Regions from separate parts of the Homo sapiens genome. Here region 2 is linked to region 1. The links are chromatin contacts, found by Hi-C or POLR2A ChIA-PET in ENCODE. All regions are on one chromosome and are shown on one strand. The core of a region is the stretch at or near the end of the contact, and the rest is flanking DNA. Distances in the headings are between cores, read along the strand shown.

Region 1 (4,104 bases), core at 700-3,199:
CTGAGGTCAAGAGTTCAAGGCCAGCCTGGCCAACATGGTGAAACCCTGCCTCTACTAAAAATACAAAAATTAGCTGGGCATGCTGGTGGGTGCTTATAATCCCAGCTACTCGGGAAGCAGAGGTGAGAGAATCGCTTGAGCTCAGGAGGTGGAGGTTGCAGTGAGCCAAGATCTGGCCATTGCACTCCAGCCCAGGTGACAGAGCAAGGCTCCATCTCAAAGAAACAAAAACAAAAACAAAATTTAGTGGGGTGTGGTAACACTTGTCTGTAGTCCCAGCAACTCAGGAGGCTGAGGCAGGAGAATCACTGGAACCTGGGAGGCAGAGGTTGCAGTGAGCCGAGAGCACCCTACCGCACTCCAGCCTGGGTGACAGAGTGAGACTCCACCTAAAAAAAAAAGAAGTCACTTTGAGATTATTTTATCCAGGTCTGCAGCCTTAAATTGGGTCCCTAACTTTACTGGCAAGGCAAGTAGCAGAGTTTGGCCTGAACCCTACTACAAAAGCTGAGGGCCTGGACCGTCAGACCTGGGTGAGGTTGCCGGCTAAAATGGGGCAGGTGACCGAACCTCTCTGCGTCTCAATTTCCTCATCTCAAAGTTGGACTCACAGGACCTGCTCTGTAGGGCCATTGTGAGGAGTTCATCCTGGGAGGAACATAAAGTTACCTCGCAATGCCCAGCAGGTAGCAGGTGCCCAGTGAAGGCCAGCTCCTCCGCCGCACTCTGGTATGCACCAAGCCTTCTCCATCACGACAACGACGTGAGCTCATGGACAGGATGCGTGGTGCCCGGGACACGCCAGAACCTGGCCAGCGAGAGCCTTTGCCCCTTAATCAGCTGTTTCACCCCATGAAGGCTTCAGTGGCTTCCAGTTCGTTGTTTTTTGTTTGTTTGTTTGTTTGTTTTAGAGTGCTTCCTTTATGTCAAGCGTTGTGCTAAGGACTTCGTATTTCCCATGTGACTTAATCGTAACAGCAGTCCTATGGTGGGGGTTCAAGGATCATCCCCACTTTACAGATGGGGAAACTGAGGCTAGGAGGGGTGCAAAAGCTGGACCTAGAGCACACAGTTTGGGAGTGGCGGCCCCAGCTTCTGAACGTGCGTCCGACTGCACACGGTTTGGGAGAAGTGACCCCAGCCTCTGAACGTGCGTCCGACTCCAGACCCCACTCCTGCCCCCATGCTGTATTGTCTACAGGAAGAGCAGCGAAACACGGCTTTCCAGTTTTTAAAGAAATACGCTTGGCATTTTGCTGGTGGGCGGTCTTCGCGGCGCAGGTCTAATTTTGGAATTTACAGTGGGATTTAAAGTTTTCAGTGAGATTCTCTGTTTCACCTTGAAAGAGGCTCAAGGTGTATGAATCCCACACTAGACTGATGCTGAAGAGGAGCCTGTGGAATCCGCACCCGCTGGCATTTTCAGTAAAAAGGCCTCTGTGTCTTCCTGATATGCGTGCGCCCCGCGCGGGCCACGTTGCCAGGTTCCGGGTGCCTCTTCACCGAACTGCCACCAGGGGCCGCTCCAGCCCAGCCCGAGTTATCCATCGGCCACCGCACCTGCTGTTCCCGAAAACGCAGCGGCCCAGACTTCCTTTGCAGTTACCCTCTTAGAAGAACGAACGTTTCGCTTCCCTCCTCATTTGCGTATCATAGAGCCAGTGAGACACAGTAGCCTTTTTGGGTTTTCCCCTGAGCGTGCTTGGTCCCCAGCCCAGGGTGGCCGCCGTTTCAAGCAAGTCCCTTGCTCAGGTACAGGGGTGCAGATGCCCCGAGCCAGCCTGAGGAGGGGCCGCATGTCCCGAGGGCCCCATGGTTCCCCTCAGGAGGCAGATTGGAAAGGGCTGACTTGTCTCTTACTCCAATGAGTAGAGAGGCGGAGGATCCAGCCCATCAGAGGCTGCCGCAGTAAAGAATTCTGTGACAGGCTGGGTACGGTGGCTCACGCCTGTAATCCCAGCACTTTGGGAAGCCAAGGGGGGCGGATCATGAGGTCAGGAGATCGAGATCATCCTGGCCAACATGGTGAAACCCCGTCTTTACTAAAAATACAAAAAAAAAAAAAAATAGCCGGGTGTGGTGGTGCCCACCTGTAGTACCAGCTACTTGGGAGGCTGAGGCAGGAGAATCTCTTGAACCCGGGAGGCGGAGGTTGCAGTGAGCTGAGATCACGCCACTGCATTCCAGCCTGGGCGACAGAGTGAAACTCCGTCTCAAAAAAAAAAAAAAAAAAAAAGAAGAAGAAGAATTCTGGGACAGCTCGGGGTCGGGAAAGGTGAAGAGATGCCTGTGGGCTCCAGCCCTGCTGGAAACCCTTGGGAAAGTCTTCTAGCCCCAGAGTTAGCACAGCACCTTACCCTGCAGAGGCTCAGGGCTCACAAGTCCCTTCTGGTCCCAGCAGCTCCTGTTCCTGGCCCTTGTTGGTTGGCCACATTCTGGAGGGTGACTTTTCTACTAGGTTTTGTGGGTGGGGGTCTGGCAGGCATCGGCTGTCAGTGGACTTATGCCTTATGCAGTTGGCGTCGCTCTTTGGAACCCTATTTATGTGCCTACGTAGAACCCTAGAGTGCTTGAGCTGGGACCAGGAGAAACGTGTAGTAACTCTCTTTACACAGATGAAGCTGCGGAGCCCCTGAATGGTGTGCGATGCACAATCACCACCACTGCCATCATCAGACAACACTTTACAAAATGCCTCCTGCCTTGTCTCCATTTATCCTTCCCGCTCTTCTCGTTTAACAGGTAGAGAGGCTTAGGCTCAGAGAGGCTAAGCTACTTGCCCAGGGTCACACAGCAAGTTAGAAGCAGAGCTGAGTTGCAAATCCAGGTCTTTAACTATTTCTGTGTTCTGTGGACTTTCCTAGAAATCCCAGGCGGTTCCCAAACTGCCGTGGGAAAGGCTCGATTCCACTGTAACACACAGAGCTGCTTACCGACCGAGTGATTCGATGAATAAATCAATGAACTGACTAATCCCATTCATTCCTGTATTCATTCATCCCGTGAGGGTTCGTTGTGTGCCTTCAATGACCCCTTCCTGCACTAAGTCGTGTTGATACAGTGATGGTCCAGACGGAAACAGCCATTTTTGTTTGTTTGTTTTTGGTTTTTTTTGAGACTGAGTTTCGCTCTTGTTGCCCAGGCTGGAGTGCAGTGGCGCGATCTTGGCTCACTTTAACCTCCGCCTACCAGGTTCAAGCAATTCTCCTGCCTCAGCCTCCCAAGTAGCTGGGATTACAGGCACCTGCCACCACACGTGGCTAATTTTTTGTATTTTTAGTAGAGGTGGGATTTGACCATGTTGGTCAGGCTGGTCTTGAATTCCTGACCTTGGGTGATCCTCCCACCTTGGCCTCCCAAAGTGCTGGGATTACAGGCGTGAGCCACCATGCCCAGCCCAGAAACAGCCTCTGTCCTAAGAGTGCAACTGGATGGGACTTAACTCAGTCTTACAAATGACATCTACCAGGCTGGGTCCAGTCTAACTTGTCCATGAAGCATCCATCATCCCTGCCTTCTAGGCATTTCTATTCTAGAAGAGATGATACAGACATGCATGAATTTCCACACAGTAAACTTATCATGAGTGAGCCCATCCCAAGAGCGAGAGGCAGACCCCCTGGCAGGCTCCACCCTCAGCCACCCATCAATGCACTTTGATGCCGCTGGGGCTGGTAGGCTGCAAACCCCCTTTCTACCACGGACACAGGCCGAGGCGAAGCGAGCACAGAGCTCACCGTGCTTGCATTTTGTGGTTCTGTAAGTTCCTTACATTGTGTTTTGGAGGCCAGGCACAGTGGCTCACGCCTGTGTTTTGTTTTTGAGACAGAGTCTCGCTCTATCGCCCAGGCTGGAGTGCATTGGCACGATCTCGGCTCACTGCAACCTCCACCTCCCAGGTTCAAGCGATTCTCCTGCCTCAGCCTCCCAAGTAGCTGGGATTACAGGCACCCACCAACACACCTGGCTAATTTTTTGTATTTTTAGTAAAGACAAGGTTTTAGCATGTTGGCCAGGCTGGTTTTGAACACCTGATCTCAAGTGATACAACTGCCTTGGCCTCCCAAAGTGCTAGGATTACAGGCGTGAGCCACTGTGCCTGGC
Region 2 (4,104 bases), core at 1,473-3,972, 2.1 Mb before region 1:
CATGGTAAAACCCTGTCTCTATTTAAAAAATAAACAAATACAAGCAAGTTTTTTTTTAAAAAATGATATATTAAAGAAAATCCTCCTAATTCTCTTATGTCTTTTCATAGCTGTTTCCATGTTCTCATATTCCCATCCTTGTCAACATGGAATTTTTGTTGTTGTTGTTGTGGTTTTTTTTTTTTTTTTTGAGACGGAGTCTCGCTCTGTCGCCCAGGCTGGAGTGCAGTGGCACAATTACAGCTCACTGCAAGCTCCGCCCCCTGGGTTCGCGCCATTCTCCTGCCTCAGCCTCCCAAGTAGCTGGGAATACAGGCACCCGCCACCATGCCTGGCTAATTTTTTTGTATTTTTAGTAGAGATGGGGTTTCACTGTGTTAGCCAGGATGGTCTTGATCTCCTGACCTCGTGATCTGCCCACCTCGGCCTCCCGAAGTGATGGGATTACAGGCTTGAGCCACTGCGCCTGGCCAAACATGGAATTTGTTTTATACAGTTGCAATTATGGTCCATTAATACAATCTATTTGTATGTTATCAGTAACAGTAATACTAACAGTGAACCCTTATTAAGCATTTACTATGTGCCAGGCACAAGGCTAAGAGTTTTACAGAGATGATCTCATTTACCTTGGGTTACTTACCCAACCAAGGTTTATAGCCAGCAGGTGGCAAAGCTTGAATTCCAACCCAACTCTGCTGACTCCCAACTACACCCACCTGCACACTTGCCTCTTGGGCCTTGTTTGTCTGGCAAGTCCTAAATCCCAGACTCATTTGTTCACTTGCTTGCTTCCTCCCTCCCTCCCTACCAAAACACAGTATGATCTGTCGGTTAAACTCAATAGACTAAAAACTCCGGGTTCAAATGCTAGCTCCTCCATCACTAGCTGTATGACCTTGGGAAAGTACTTAATCTCTCTGTGCCTCAATTTCCATGTTTATAAAATGGGATAAAGTGCCCATTATAGTGCCCATTTCCTAGGATTCTATCCAGGAGATGATGTGCCTATTTCCTAAGGTTCTTATAATGAGATTCTGCAAGGACAGCACTCCAAATAGTACAGGCACATGGTTTTGACAGTTGTTTCTGTTATTATTGAAATAAAAAGAACCTATACCTGTTCCCAGGAAGCTCAGAGTCTCTCACAGGCCTTTTCAGTTCCTGGGGCTCTCATATTTCCTCATTCTCCCAGACTCCTCTGACCCTACTCTTCCTCAGGTTCTTACTGCTCCTGTGGGAAATCAGAAAGAGCAGCCAGCAGACAACACCAACTGAGATGAATGCAGCTGAAATGGCACAGGTCAGTATGGCCAAGAAACACCATGGGCTAATGTTCAGACCCATGGTATGAAAGCCAGAGTGGGTGTGAATTTCACTCCCATGTCTCTTATCTTGGATGGTTTTCATCTGCATGACCCATTTGCCCAATGCCCAATGGATGTGAAGATACAGAAAAGTCCAGGTACTGTTTTCAGGGAAGTAAGATGTCCTGTGCCAACTCTTCTCACTTCAGGGTCCAAGTCAGAGTGCACAAGGAAAGCAGGTGGGGCTGGCCCACCAGCAAAAGCTTCAGGAGAGCAAGGGATTGGCTGACTGGGCTGCAAGGGTAGTGTTCAAAGCCAGCTGCCTTGGAGGCCAAGATAGTGGAGGAGCTGCATAAAACATGGATTTTGCAGCCAAGTAAGAGCTGGCCTTGATTCCAGCTCAGCCATTTATTAGATGTGTGGCATTGGGCAAATTTACTTAACCTCTCTGAATATCAGTTTCCTCTGCTGTAAAACAGGCTGTGAAACTCTCACTTTTTTGACAGTTGGGAGGATTAAATGTTTGCACCCCATAGATACAAAACAAGGAAGGGTGATTTCTCCATCTCTTGTTTGTGGCGGACTGATTATAAAGGGCAAGATGTTTTAAATTTTATTTTAAATTTTAAAAATATGTAAGAATGCTATGCCTTATACTCTAAGGGGTTTTGCTCAAGGTGTATCACTTCCTAATAAAAGTGCCTAATAAACTGCCGTTTATTGAGTGCTCACCCTGAGCCAGTACTTATGCTTTACATGTATAAATGCATTTCAATCATCATAATACCCTATCCAACTTCCCCATTTTATGGATGAGAAACCTGAGGTTCCACGAAGTAAGATAACTTGCTCAAAGTCACAAGGCTAGCCAATGGCAGGCTGGGATTTGATCAGCCTGACTCTAGCACTCACACTCCTCACCACTATGATGGCTCTCAAAATGGGCCCCTCAGACCCTCTCTGTATTTTGACTCTTTGGCTTTCTCACTCACTAAGCTGTGAGATCCCTATGAGAAAGAACTGGCTCCATCTTAGTCTCCACTGTATCCCCAGGACCTAGGAAGTGCTTGGCACCTAGTAGTGGCTTGGAAAGCACTTGTTAAATGAATAAATGAGTGATGGTGTCTCTCTTCTCTGTGCAGCATATGGTGAGGGGCCCACCTTCTTACCCCTAAATGGAAGCAAGCACATATTCTACTAAAAGCACAAGCCCATTGCTGGGGGGCTCTAGAAGTGTTTCAGTTATCATGTACTTATGGGAACTGTAGAAGTTGGCGAGACATTTTGCTGAGACCAGTTCTGAAAAAACCAGGCCTTCGGACACGCTGTCCCAACACTGCCAGTATCATTTCAGGGGACTTGCAGCTCCATGGAAGCTAACCCCCAGGAGACCAGCCAGCTGGATTTGACTACCTATAGTCACCATCCAGGTTGTCAGATGCCAATTTTTTTTCAGGAGAACCGCTGAGGCTAGCCAGAATATGGCTGGGCAGCACCCTCTAGGCTCTCACTGGATAGAACAGGATACAGAGAAAGGCCTCCCTAGCCACCAAGACCTCTTCCTTATAGCTGAGAAACTTCCAAGGATATGTTAACTATGAACAATGTTTGTCTGATTAATTTCAAGTCTGCCAGATGTATCAGTGACTAAGAAAGGAACTGTGGCCTCAGATCCTGAGTGAAATGGTTCATGCAGAAGTGACTAATACAGAAGCCACCACCCCAACCCCAAATAACCACAAGGGCTCTGTGCAGCCATGTAAAACAGAATCAGTCAACAGGAGGCTCACAAGACAATCATTCACCTTTGTTCCCTGCAGCAGGTATCCTGCAATCTGAGACTTATCTTGAGCTGGGGTAAGGTCTGAGGCATGCTGGCAGGGTGTGTGAGGGTTGGGGGTGAGGGTGGTCACATCCAGGCAATCATTCTATTAAGGATGTGCTAGATGACCCACAGACTCAGGCCTGACTCCTCAGGAGCTCACAGTTAGTAGGGGTTCAGACAAGAACACAGGTACATAACTAAAACTCTATTGATAAGGGCGCCTCGGTAAGGTGCTATGGGAACCATAAGGATGCAGTTCCATGGCCCAGTCAGCTCATCTGGGGAAAAATAATAAAACAAAAAGGAAGCAGTTCCAGACAGAAGACCATCTCCAAATGGTTCTTTATTGAACACCCACTTTGGCTAGGCAATATCCTCCCCCTGCCCTCTAATCCAGGCTCAGGTACCCCCAGTGGAGTATCCTCAGAAGGCAACTCCCAAGACCAGGAGTAATGAGAGATTGGGCAGAGGGTAAGGGACAGCAGGGAGACGGAGGAAAATGAAGACACCAGGGAAAGAGGAGAGGCCTGAACTGGACAGCTGATGCTTTGTCCTGCCCAGCACCCATTCGTCCCTTCTTCAGGTAATATCATCTGCCACCACAACCACCAGCACCAACTCTCAGTCTCTGTGGGTACATGCCAGGCCTGTCCATTTGGTGTATTCCATCTTCCTGGCCACAATGATGACTTGAGGCTGGATACCTTCCTCGTCTGGACCAATGAGAACCAAATCCAGCAGTTCTGTCAGCAAAGGGGAGCTCTTTTTATCAATAACTGGTGCTGTGGGGCCACACTGTGAAGCCCAAGAATAAAGCCAACTCAAATGAAAGCAGAGCTGAGAGCCAAAGAGACAGATCCCTGTTTGGAGTCCTGGGATGCAGCCTGAAGCCCAATCTAGCCCATCCTTTTCAGCTACGTGAGCCATTAAATTCCCTCTGCCCCAAGTGAACTGGAAAGAGTCCCAACCAAG

What was found. Hi-C counts contacts between places; a loop is a spot of excess contacts on that map. ChIA-PET counts read pairs that join two places held with the same protein, here RNA polymerase II (POLR2A). Pooled maps may share reads with other maps.
Region 2: a pooled map shows a loop between it and region 1 (7-fold over the local background). The contact joins two enhancer-like sites. A Hi-C loop is called at or near these places in 2 of 50 pooled maps. POLR2A ChIA-PET finds 5 or more read pairs at or near these places in 2 of 52 experiments (H1 and activated T-cell).

The regions. Positions count from the first base shown.
Region 1 is chr16:21,552,421-21,556,524 of GRCh38, reverse strand. No RefSeq gene overlaps it. Among named protein-coding and RNA genes, the nearest start is that of METTL9, 45 kb to the left of the region's middle. RefSeq lists an enhancer at 1,432-2,242. Within about 2 kb of position 1,949, at least 5 of the 41 ENCODE cell types and tissues checked have a DNase peak (open chromatin) inside an H3K27ac peak, as active enhancers do.
Region 2 is chr16:23,669,214-23,673,317 of GRCh38, reverse strand. DCTN5 (dynactin subunit 5) reads right to left here. Exons shown (of 6, transcript NM_032486.4): 6 at 1-4,104. Among named protein-coding and RNA genes, the nearest start is that of PLK1, 7.6 kb to the left of the region's middle. RefSeq lists an enhancer at 2,675-2,904. Within about 2 kb of position 2,722, at least 3 of the 41 ENCODE cell types and tissues checked have a DNase peak (open chromatin) inside an H3K27ac peak, as active enhancers do.